Linked DNA regions of Homo sapiens: region 1 is linked to region 2. A link is an interaction called in ENCODE POLR2A ChIA-PET data of the cell type or tissue named here. Cell type or tissue: K562. All regions are shown on one strand. Links, peaks and the distances in the headings refer to the core of each region. The heading gives the core; the rest is flanking DNA.

Region 1 (5,376 bases), core at 199-5,198, 96 kb after region 2:
AAAGTACTTTACAAATATTTCTTATTGAATTCTCCAAATAGCCTTTTGGAATAGGTACCATTATTATAACTATCACCATTGACCAATAAGGAAAGGGAGGCTCAGAGAGTTTAGGTAACTCATTCATGATTACACAGCAGTGTCAAGATTTGAACTCAGGTCAGCCTGACACCAAGATTCCCACTGCTCATTGTGTTACTATTAATAGTATCATTATGGTTCTATAAACAACTACACAGTGACCCAACAAGAGCAGAGAGAATAACAGGCCTGTGTGGGATGTCAAGGAAGTTTCCTCAGAAGCTGTAGAATCTGAGTTGAAGGATGGGTGAGACTCAGCCAAATGAAAAAGGCAGGGGAGAATGTTCCACGCAGGGACAGTAGCATAGGCCAGGGCCAGGAAGTATCAAAAGACACAGCATGTTAAGGCAAGTCATGAATTGCTGAAACATCTGAATTAAGCACAGAGAGTACAAAGGGACACTGGCCTCCAGGAGTGTACAGCCCCAGAGAGATGGAAATATGTCAGATGACTTGATTTTTGAGGTGAACTGGGTAAGAATTTTTATCCAAGAACAAACAGTGTTCTGCTTGTGTATCTCACTCACCTCTTCCATACAGCAGTCCTGAGAAGTAGCTGAACAAGGATGCCCTTGGCTGGGGCAGGCAAAGGGCTCTGGCCTCGGAGTCTAGGGGCCTGTTTCCCAGAGGTTGTGCTACTTACCCCCTCTGAATCTGGGTTTCCCTTCTCTACAAAGGGGTCACTGAGAGCCACTTCCTAGCACAGTAACTTCCAAGTTACTGTACTTTCCAGTAGCCTGGAAAGAATACATTGGGGTTTATTTTCATTTACTTCCTTTTAAAAATGTGGTCACTGAGGCTCAGAGACTTGTCTGCGGACACCTTCAGAAAATGCTTGATCTGAAATTTGATCTCAAATCTGATGGATTTCTCTGCCATGCTGTCACTTCCACCTACTGAGGCTAGTTTAGCCCTCTGAAGTCCAATACAATAAGCCTGCTTCTTCGTTCACAATACTCCCTTGGATGGATGAAGACAACAGCTGTGTCCCCAAATCTCCTCTTTCCAGCCAAACACTCCCAGATTTTCACCTAGTAGGATTTCCCAACCCTCAACAGGGCTTAGTTGCCCTTGAGGAAGAGACAGGAAAGAAGAACAATAGGAGTTGCCTAGTGCCCTGGCCAGGACTGAAGCATCCCCATCCTCAGAACCAGCAGCCAGGCACAGAGAGTATCAGCTGCAGCTAACTCCCCATGGAAAACAGCAGTCACAGCCTGTTTGCCTTCTCCAGTCCACAAACTGCCATGGCCAAGCTGGACACCAGCTTGGAAACCCAAGGGACCTGTCTCCATCCCAAACCTTGTCTCATCCCTGCCCCAGATGGCCCTTATTTGAGCTGGATCCATTTTCTTGGCCACCTTACTGAATGCGGTGCACACTCATTCAAGAAAATGCTGACCTCTGCTCCAAGCCGCCTTGTCGGCAGTTTCCCAGACATAGCTCGACTGTTTATTTATTTATTTTTGTGTTAGCAAAAAGGAGAAAATCACATTGGCCTAAAATGAATACTAATGAAATGCTTTCGTTAGCGTCCTTTGTGATAAGAATGAAAAATCGGATTTCCGCAGAATCACAAGCTATACATTTCTTTTCCCCAACTTTTTTTTTTTTTTTTTTTTTTTGCCCTTTCCTCTAACAGAAAGATTAGGGACAGCCTGGAAGGAGAGTAAAGTCATTTCATTAAAAATATCTGCATTTTTAAGGGCGACTTTGTTGCAGAGGGACGTGGCTGTGCAATTTCTCCAAACCCACTTTTCTCAGCCTGTAAAGCAAATGTACCTATTTGTCCTCTGCTGCAACAATGCCAGCTGCATTCAATCAACTGAGAAGCTGCAAGCCATAAACCTTCTTCCCCAGCTAAGGGGGGAAGGGGGGTGGGGAGAGGGAGCAAGCAAGAAAGGAGGCATGCCATAAAAATTCATCAGAATAATGTAGGGATGAGACAAGCTCCGATCGCGGGCAAGCAATCAACCAATCACTCATTCCGTGGCATTTACAGCACGTCTCATTCCCCTGTTCCTTAAGGACAATTGATTTTTCCTGATTCCATTAGCATAACAGCGTGGAAAATGTCTGCAGTGCAATATTTCTGGAAAGTTCCAACAAGTGGGCTGGGCACTGGAGTGTGACCATCTCCATAAAGCTTCCTTAGGCTCTGCGGCAGACGCTGTCATAGCCGCCACAAAAGGCCCAGAGAGAATGACGCAGTCTCCAAAATTTGGGGGCCAAGGGCACCTCAGGGGTGTCAAAGAAGGTAATTGGCACCGACATGAAACCTCTTATCTTCTTGTCCCTGAACACAGAAGCACTCTCTTCTGCAAGATGTGATATCATGGGGTGGTAAGAAGCAAGTAAAACCCACCTCGCCTAGGAGTGACTATGTCACACATACTGAGTCCATTTGTAACCTTCTAAAGCTCCTGCACTTAGAAGCTGAGGAAAGAATGCTTATTGTGATTACTCCTTTGTGTGTGAACAAGAAGGCTGCAGGGGTAGGTGCCCAGGGGCTTTACTCTGCTTTTCTGTCAGCTAGGTCTCCACCACATTCTCCACTGAGACCACATATGCATAAGAAGGGAATGTGAGGCATTTGGAACCATGCAGACCCGGGTTCAAATCCTGCCTCTTCCTTTTATTTGTGTGTTTGGCCATGGGCCACAGGTAATTAACCTCTCTAATCCTCAGTTTCTTGTTATAAAATATGAAGACCTCATTACTTCACAGGTTGTTGGGAGAATTAAATGAGACTATGTAAAAAGCACTTAGCATAGTGCTGATGCGTAACAACAGCTCAACAAATCAGATTCTCCTCCTTCCCTGTTTCTCTGCATTTCATTTTCCTCCTGCCCACCAGCAATATAATTCCCTCAGTATCAGCTTCTGCTGGTCAAGAAAGTGAAACTTTCCAATGCCAAAAGAAAACATATAAAACACAGAATATTTCCATCTGCTTTTGCAAGCAAGATTAAAACCTGGCTATGCCTTTTTAAATGTGCTTTGGGAGACTTCTTCTTATTCAGTCTCCTGAGTCATTCCCTATCTCTTCTCTCACCCCTCCTCTATTCTCACATTACACCAGAAATCTCTCTAAAACACACGTGACCTTGTCACACCCCCGCTTAAAACCCCTCAGTAGCTCCTCACTGCCATCTTCTGTCTTCAAGATTCACCTCAGGCTGTGTCTCCTCCAGGAAGCCTTCTTTGACCCTCACTCTCCTTTAGGATCCCACAACCCCTGTGCACATTCTCACACTCTGTGTCCATGCTTTGTCCATCCTAGACTGTGGGCTCCTTACGGGCAGTTTTCTAGTTCCATGTCCCCAGAACCTGTCATCTCACCTTACGTTTAGTAGATGTTCAGTTGATGTTTGTTGAGAAAACCAACTTACAAAGGCAGTGCTGATCTCATCACCAAGGCTCTAGGTTTATTTAGCTCAGTGTTTACGGAAGGCAGTGTGGGTGCTGGCCGTGGTCCTGAATCTGTAGGGGCTGAGGAGAGAAAATGTAATCAAGAAAACTTGGGTGTGGTGAATACAGTCCTTATTCATTCAAATAACCTCCAGACAGATGGCATTTTGTTTGGAAAGTGGAAGGAGGGCAGGGATTCCGGAAACTTCAGTTTCAGTCCTGGCTCTGCTGTGAACTCTCTACTCAAGACAAAAATCTTTCTGGATTTCCGTTTTTTCATACGTCAAGTGGAAATAAAACCTGACCCTCCCATGTCACAAGATTGTTCTAAAGAATACAAAAGATGATGTCTGTGAATCTCTTTGTAATCTTTTTTAAAGTGCTTGCCATGGAAGACCTCAAAGATTCCTCCCAGCCCTTTCAGTGCTCACTGGTTGAGAGTTATCTACACTGACCACCTCCAATTCTTCACCTCCAGCTTGCTCCTTGGTTCACTCCCATGTGGCTTCTGGACTCATCATCCTGACAAAACAACTCTCAATAATGACCTCATGCTGCTAAACCTATTCTTCAATCCTCATTATACTTGCTCTCCTAGGACTATGTTTTTAGCACTCCAGCACTTACCCCAGGATATAATTATACATTCATTTATGTGCCTGTTTTATTAATACTTTCTCTTTAACTAGACTCCATGAGGACCCAGAGTTCCATGAGTGAACTCCATGAGGCTACAAACTGTGTCTGGTTTTGCTTGTCATTGCACTCCCAGGTCCTAGTAAAATGATCACAAGAAGCAGCCTCCCCCATGACTTGGAAGGTAGGCAATGTGCCCAGAGCAGACCTGGCCATGTCCAACACTGGCAGATACCAAAAGAAATCCTGGAACCTCTATGGAAGTCCCAGATTCAACCTTCCTGTGCTCCACTGCCAAGGCTTCTGCCTGATGTGACTTGGAGCTCTGATGAGGCCTCTGCCTCTTGAGAAACACAGAGAGTACAAGGAGGACTGCATGGTGCCCAGCAGCATAAGCACAAGAGGTGAGTATGTGGGGTAAGATCTGGAGCACCACTAAGTCCAGCTGCCCTGCTGTGTAGAGAAAGAAAACTAAGGCCAGAGAAGAAATGTAATCTAAGATCTTACAATGAGTTAATGTCATTCACAGCCCAGAAAGAGCTAGAGGCAGGAAATGTGATCTCTCAGATCTCCTATGATCCTTGCTCTGGGATACTACGAGCCCTGGGCTGCCCTCTACTATAACACATGTCTGCCTGGGTTGCCATTGTCTGTTCACATGTTTACCTTCTCCTGGAGGACAAGGAGAGTGTCTGCTGAATCTTTGTATTCCCAGGGATAGCCCAATGCATGACACATAGTAGGACTAAACCAATGTTTCTTGACTAGACACTGGATAGCAAAGAGATTAGGAGAGTGGATGCCAAATGTTAAGAAGGCTGACTGGGAGCCAGCTCAGAATCCCTCTTAGCCTGAGACCCACCCACCCCCAAAGCCCAGAAATAGGAAATAGTCAGTCTCAAGCCTGAACATCCCCAAGATCCAGTAGTGGGCTCCATGGTGAAGTCCCTAAAATAGATCTGCTACTGAATTCCTGCTGAATTTCCAGGCTGTTCGTCCAAGAAAGCCAGTGCCATCCTGCAACCCCCTGGGAAGAAGAGAGCTTTAGAGTTTATGATTTGCCCTTACAGGTAACACAAAGCACAGAACATTATTTGCATTTGGAAGCCAGGGAAACTGAGGTTCTTTCATCCATTCCATAAGGATGTAGAAGCAAGTTATATTATTCAGGATTTTCCAGAGAAACAGAACCAATTAGATAGATAGATAGATAGATAGATAGATAGATAGATAGATAGATAGATAGATAGA
Region 2 (5,376 bases), core at 159-5,158:
ACTCTGTGTGAATACTGACAGCATTCAGAGAGCAATCTGACCTCTGTTCTCCAGAAGCATGCAATCTAGGCATCGGCACAGCACCAAAGCAGAGAAAGAGCATGATGTGTAATTAAGCTTCCAATGCATAGTGTGGATGGTGACTCCAGGGGAATTGTTCTTTGGGTTATAACTTCTTTAGTGGGAGAAAGTTCCCACCACACATCTTGGAGATCAGGCTCAGAGACACTAAGTGACTTGTCCAAAGCCATACAACAGGCCAGCAGTGGAGCTCAAGTTAGCTTCAAAAGGGCCTCTGAAGGATTCTGCCAGAAGAGGAGCTGCTTAATATGTTAGCATGAGCTTGAAATAATAATAATAAAGATTAATAGTAATGCTAATTTATAGTGAGTATTCACTCTGTATCCAATACTATTATAACCCTTTTACATGCTTAATATCATTTCATCTTTGAAATATCCCTGGAGCTAGGTGCTTTACACACATCAACTCTAATTCTTAAAATAGCCCTGTCAGGAGGTACTATTACCTCCTTTATACAGGTGAGGAAACTGAGGCCCAAGGAGGCTTAGAGACACACCCAGGATGACACAATTGATAAGCAAGACTTGGAGTAAGAAAAAATGTTCTAAAAATAACTCTCTGGCAGTAGGTCGTAAGTGTTGGAATGTCACACTGCCTGCTTGCTCAGCAACACGTGCATTCTGTGAGGGTGTGTGGGTGTGTATTTGGCTCTGTGCACACATGGGTTATACTCTCTGGCATGGGAAGGAGAATAAAAAGCAAACAAATGAATTGTGTGTCTCCTCCAGGTTCTTTAGTAAACAGACATGGCTCAGGGCTTCTGCTATCAACCTAGGGACAGACCTGACTTCATTTCTTCTTGGGTCCCTGCTTTCCAGGCTCTGTGCTAGGTCCTCGGATTTAGGTGAATCAGAAATGACAGTGCCCTAGAGATTCTTCCATCCATGTGAGTCAGAGAGCTATGGAGTATGGACCATGGGCTTACATTCACTAGCCTGCCAGAGCAGCCTGGAACCCCACTTAGGAAACTGGGTCATTGTTCAGTGTTTCAGCCCTGAGCCCAGCCCAGTGGAGATGACTTGCCTCATGTAGGAGTTTGGGATGCTATTTGTTTAGCTTTGTTTTTGGTTTGTGTGTATGTGTGTGTTTGTTTTGTTTTGTTTTGTTTTTTTAGACAGAGTTTCACTCTTGTTGCCCAGGCTGGAACGCAATGGTGCGATCTGGGCTCACAGCAACCTCTGCCTCCTGGGTTCAAGCAATTCTCCTGCCTCAGCCTCTGGGGTAGCTGGGATTACAGGCATGCACTACCACGCCCGGCTAATTTTGTATTTTTAGTAGAGACAGGGTTTCTCCGTGTTGGTCAGTCTGGTTGCGAACTCCTGACCTCAGGTGATCCACCCGCCTCAGCCTCCCAAAGTGCTGGGATTACAGGCGTGAGCCACCGCGCCCGGCTAGCTTTGTTTTTAAAAGTCGTCTCCAATAGGGATCATTTTAGACTCTGCAAATGGCTGTGGATTCTGAAAAATTATTCCTGGTACTCCTTGACCCCACACCTGATGCCTGTCCCAGGCCTGACCTTCTGTTGGGCTCCAAAAGAACAGCTTCTGAATTTACATTGTAATTTTATCCTTTTACTAAGAACTGCTTCAGTGAAGTTGCATTTGGTCCAGCTCTGTCACATTAATCAGGAACAAAGAAAATTAGTACCTTCAAAAGAGAAATACGTTTACCAAAGTTTTGGATTGATGTTCAAATTACATTGAGAACCTTCAGTAAAAAGTGATCCAAAATGGAATGTGAGGGTTTGGTATCACACCCACTAAACCTTTCAGAGTGTTGGGACACCTGTTTGCGTTTTGACCTAAATGTCAGGAGTAGGATTAAACAAGCGTTCACTGCTGGCTCTGCCTCCAGAAGCTCCTGTCTCATGGGGGACACAGACATGCAAAGGACCAACTCTAAAGCAGTGGGACAGGGCAGTCATGGGGCTGCAGAGGTTTCTGTTTGATATTGGGGTTGGGGAGATAGGGAGCTGTGCAAGGTTTGAGTGAGCAAAAGATCTGATCAAAGTAAAGTTCCAAGAAAGTTCATCTGTCAACGACGTGCCACATAGAATGTTTGACAGATGAAACCAGAGCTTGCAGGCTGCTGTGGTAGGTTTTTGTCAGCCTTAGACATTGGTTTTCATCAGCTCTATTAGGAGCCTTATCCACTCATTTTTAAAGCAAAACATGCTTCTTTGTAAATAATTTGGTATGTACAGAATCATATCGTGAAGGCAATATCAGCCATTCCTAAGCCAACAGTGTTAACATTTTTATATATTTATATATTTCCATCCTTTTTTTTTTTTAAATTAAGACAGGGTCTCGCTTGGGAGTGCAGTGGTGCAATTCCAGCTCACCATAACCTCCACCTCCCGGGATCAAGCAATTCTCCTGCCTCAGCCTCCCGAGTAGCTGGGATTACAGGCACCTGCCACCACGCCCGGCTGATTTTTGTATTTTTAGTAGAGACAGGGTTTCATCATGTTGGCCAGGCTGGTCTCAAACTCCTGACCTCAAGTGATCTGCCCACCTTGGCCTCCCAAAGTGCTGGGATTACGGGTGTGAGCCACTGCGCCCGGCCGATTTCCATCCTTTTTTTATTGTATTATATGTGCACAAATGACTTAGTGACTTACCTTTTTCTAATAATTATATTAAGCTATTACCCAAAGGATTAAAATATGATTTTAAATGAAATATTTCCAGAGGACAGGTATTGTGAGTGATTGCAGCACTGGATCTGGGATGAAGGGGTAAAAGAGCTGCTCCTGCCACTCTGAGCAAATCTATGAGAGTTAGCACTCAGGCAGGCAGCCGGTGAGAGAATAAGAAAGACACTTAGCCATGAGGCAGTGGCCCAATTCTGGAGGGAGCAGGAGTAGAGAAGGGGAAGGTGTGTGAGGGAAGGCTTTTCAGAAGGAAACACCTTCCTTCTCTGGGAAGGAGAGTGAGCTCCTTCATTTCCACCTCTTCCTGTTGTGATGCTGCTTAACCACTTCTCCATTTTCGCTTTATTCTTCTAATACCACTAACAGTGCCTCCGGGGGTCTTTCCACACTTGAGCTTTGCAGGTTCCAGTTTGCCCCTCCCACTTCTTTCTCTTGCCAGGGGTCGTCAGGGAGCTGCGCCTCCCCCTCTCCTCCCTGCATCCACCTGCCTTGCTAAGGGCCTCCATTCCGCTGAGGCATCTTTTCTTTGCATTCGGCATAAGCAATTATTTCTCCTATCACTGCTCTTAATGCTTCCTGGAGAGTTAGCAGATCATTTTTTGCTGATGGATATCACCCCACACAGAAATGATGGACTGCCTCCCTCAGTCTTGTTAATAGTAAAAAGGCATTTTCTCTCCTCCTCCATTACCGCTAGTCACAACCTGGGCGAGAATGCTTCTCTGCCAAGGTCAGCAGGGGCGGCTGGATCACTGAATCCCCAGGGAGCCAAGAGAGAGCACGTGGCAATGCCAGCAGAAACCAGAGACACGTTTACCCCAGTTGTGCTAGCAGCCCTCTCTTGTGGGAGATTTTATTTGGCTGCTCTGCTTCCCAGTGCCCTGTTCACTTCCTTTGAGTGAATAATTTCAAATACAAGGATAGGAGTTGGAGAAATGGAAATACAATTCCCCTCTTCTCTCTGCTCAGTGAAGGTGATACGTTCCCAGTATCTTGAAGTTCATTCATAGTGTCCTGTGTCCACATCTAAAAAGGAAATTAGACCGGTATGGGTTGGGAAGGCACAGGTTTTCAGAAGTACATGGAATGGGGTCTGGGGGCTTTAGCTGTCTTCAAGTGTAAAAGAAGCCAACAATGTGATGTGAGCTGCTTCAAAAAAAAAAAAAAAATCAGCACAACTTTAGTTGTGTTGGGAGAATTATGGACTCCATATCACAGAAAATAGTGGTCCTTTCTTGTCCACTCTGGTCAGCCCATCCTAGTGTCTTATGTCCCATTCTCGGCTTCATATTTTAAAAGATTGTCTAAAGGTGAATGACAAAGATGGGAAAGAAGTCTCTGCACCCACCCACAGATTCACCTCACAATGGTTGCTTTTCTATTCTCTAGGAAAGAAAATTCTGCAGTGACCCTGAGGCATTAGTTTGATCCTATATTTCAAGAATCTGGGAAGAGAACCTGTGTAGCTATCAGAGTAGAATGTTTGCCTTGGGTGGTAATGAGGCTCCGATCATCGGAAGCATTCAGATGAACTCATAAGGGATGATGTAGACAGGATTTCAGTCCCACAGTGGAGTCTGACTAAATGATCCTAAAGGTCCCTTCTAGCTCTAAGATGCTATAATTTTGTGTTATTTCTGATTGTAGAGCTGCTCTGTCCAGCATAGTAGCCACTAGCAATATATGGCTATTTATATTTGAATTTAAATTAATTAAAATTTAATAAAATTCAAAGTTCAGTTTCTTAGTCACACTAGGCATGTTTGAAGTGCTCAGTAGCCACTTGTAGCTAATGGCTACCTATATTAGACAGCACAGATAGAGAACATTTTCCTGATCCCAGAAAATTCTGTGGGACAGTGCTGGCCTAAAACATCAGTGGCCCTGCGGATTAAAGACTCATTTCTCCATGGTGCTCCTGCAGCCTCTGGGCAGGATGGCTGGTCTGTCAGTGATCATAGAGCACCACACTCCTCTTCCTTCTCCCCTTTTGTCCATTCAAAAGAGCTCTGAGTTCAGATGGAAAGTCAAGTTCCAGCTCTGTCAAAAACTGCTAAGGATGACCTTGGGCAACTTACTTTACTTCTTTGGACTGGTTTCCTCATCTGCAAAATGATTTTTTCCAGTTCCAACAGTATAACTAACAAATTATAGTGTGATCTTTCTGGCTTGGTAACCTTTCAGGGAAAGTAACAGTTTGTGCCAAGCACACGGCTTTTATTTCACTGTCTGGATTAGTGTGCCATAGTGGAAACATCCCAGAACATGGAATTATATCCCAGTTTGTCTCTTAGTTCAGCTGTGTGACCTTGGATAAGTACTTGATCTCACTGAGCCAGAGTTTGTCATCTGGAAAATGGAACTAATGATATCTTACTTGTAGGGAATCGTAGCTTACAGTGGATGCTCAAGAAATGCTCCCCAGGATGAAGATGATGGTGAATGGTGCTATCCCTAAAGTGAACATTACATGAGGAGAGGGGGGGACTTTTTTCCATCTACATGTTTCAGTGATGAGTAAGGGAGTAAAGAATGAGTCTGAATTTTACTAAGATTCGGGCAACATATATAAAAAGCTTTGTATAGGGGAAAGTATTATGAAGCTTCCAGCTGGCCACAGTAATCGTATCAGTCTT

What was found. ChIA-PET counts read pairs that join two places held together with the same protein. Peaks named below come from ENCODE experiments on the same cell type or tissue, not always from the same donor. Only the 100,000 strongest peaks of a DNase experiment are listed, where the experiment ranks them.
Region 1: POLR2A ChIA-PET joins it to region 2 with 6 read pairs; 3 of 35 experiments call an interaction of 5 or more read pairs at or near these places.

Annotation. Positions count from the first base shown.
Region 1 is chr1:50,276,615-50,281,990 of GRCh38, forward strand. It overlaps LINC02808 (long intergenic non-protein coding RNA 2808), which reads right to left. Exons shown (of 4, transcript XR_947322.3): 3 at 3,421-3,570. Among named protein-coding and RNA genes, the nearest start is that of LINC02808, 42 kb to the right of the region's middle. In K562, for the core only: no CTCF peak of the experiment used is centred there; a DNase peak (open chromatin) is centred at 3,177.
Region 2 is chr1:50,180,506-50,185,881 of GRCh38, forward strand. The region is part of intron 3 of ELAVL4 (ELAV like RNA binding protein 4); the gene reads left to right. Among named protein-coding and RNA genes, the nearest start is that of ELAVL4-AS1, 7.3 kb to the left of the region's middle. In K562, for the core only: no CTCF peak of the experiment used is centred there; no DNase peak of the experiment used is centred there.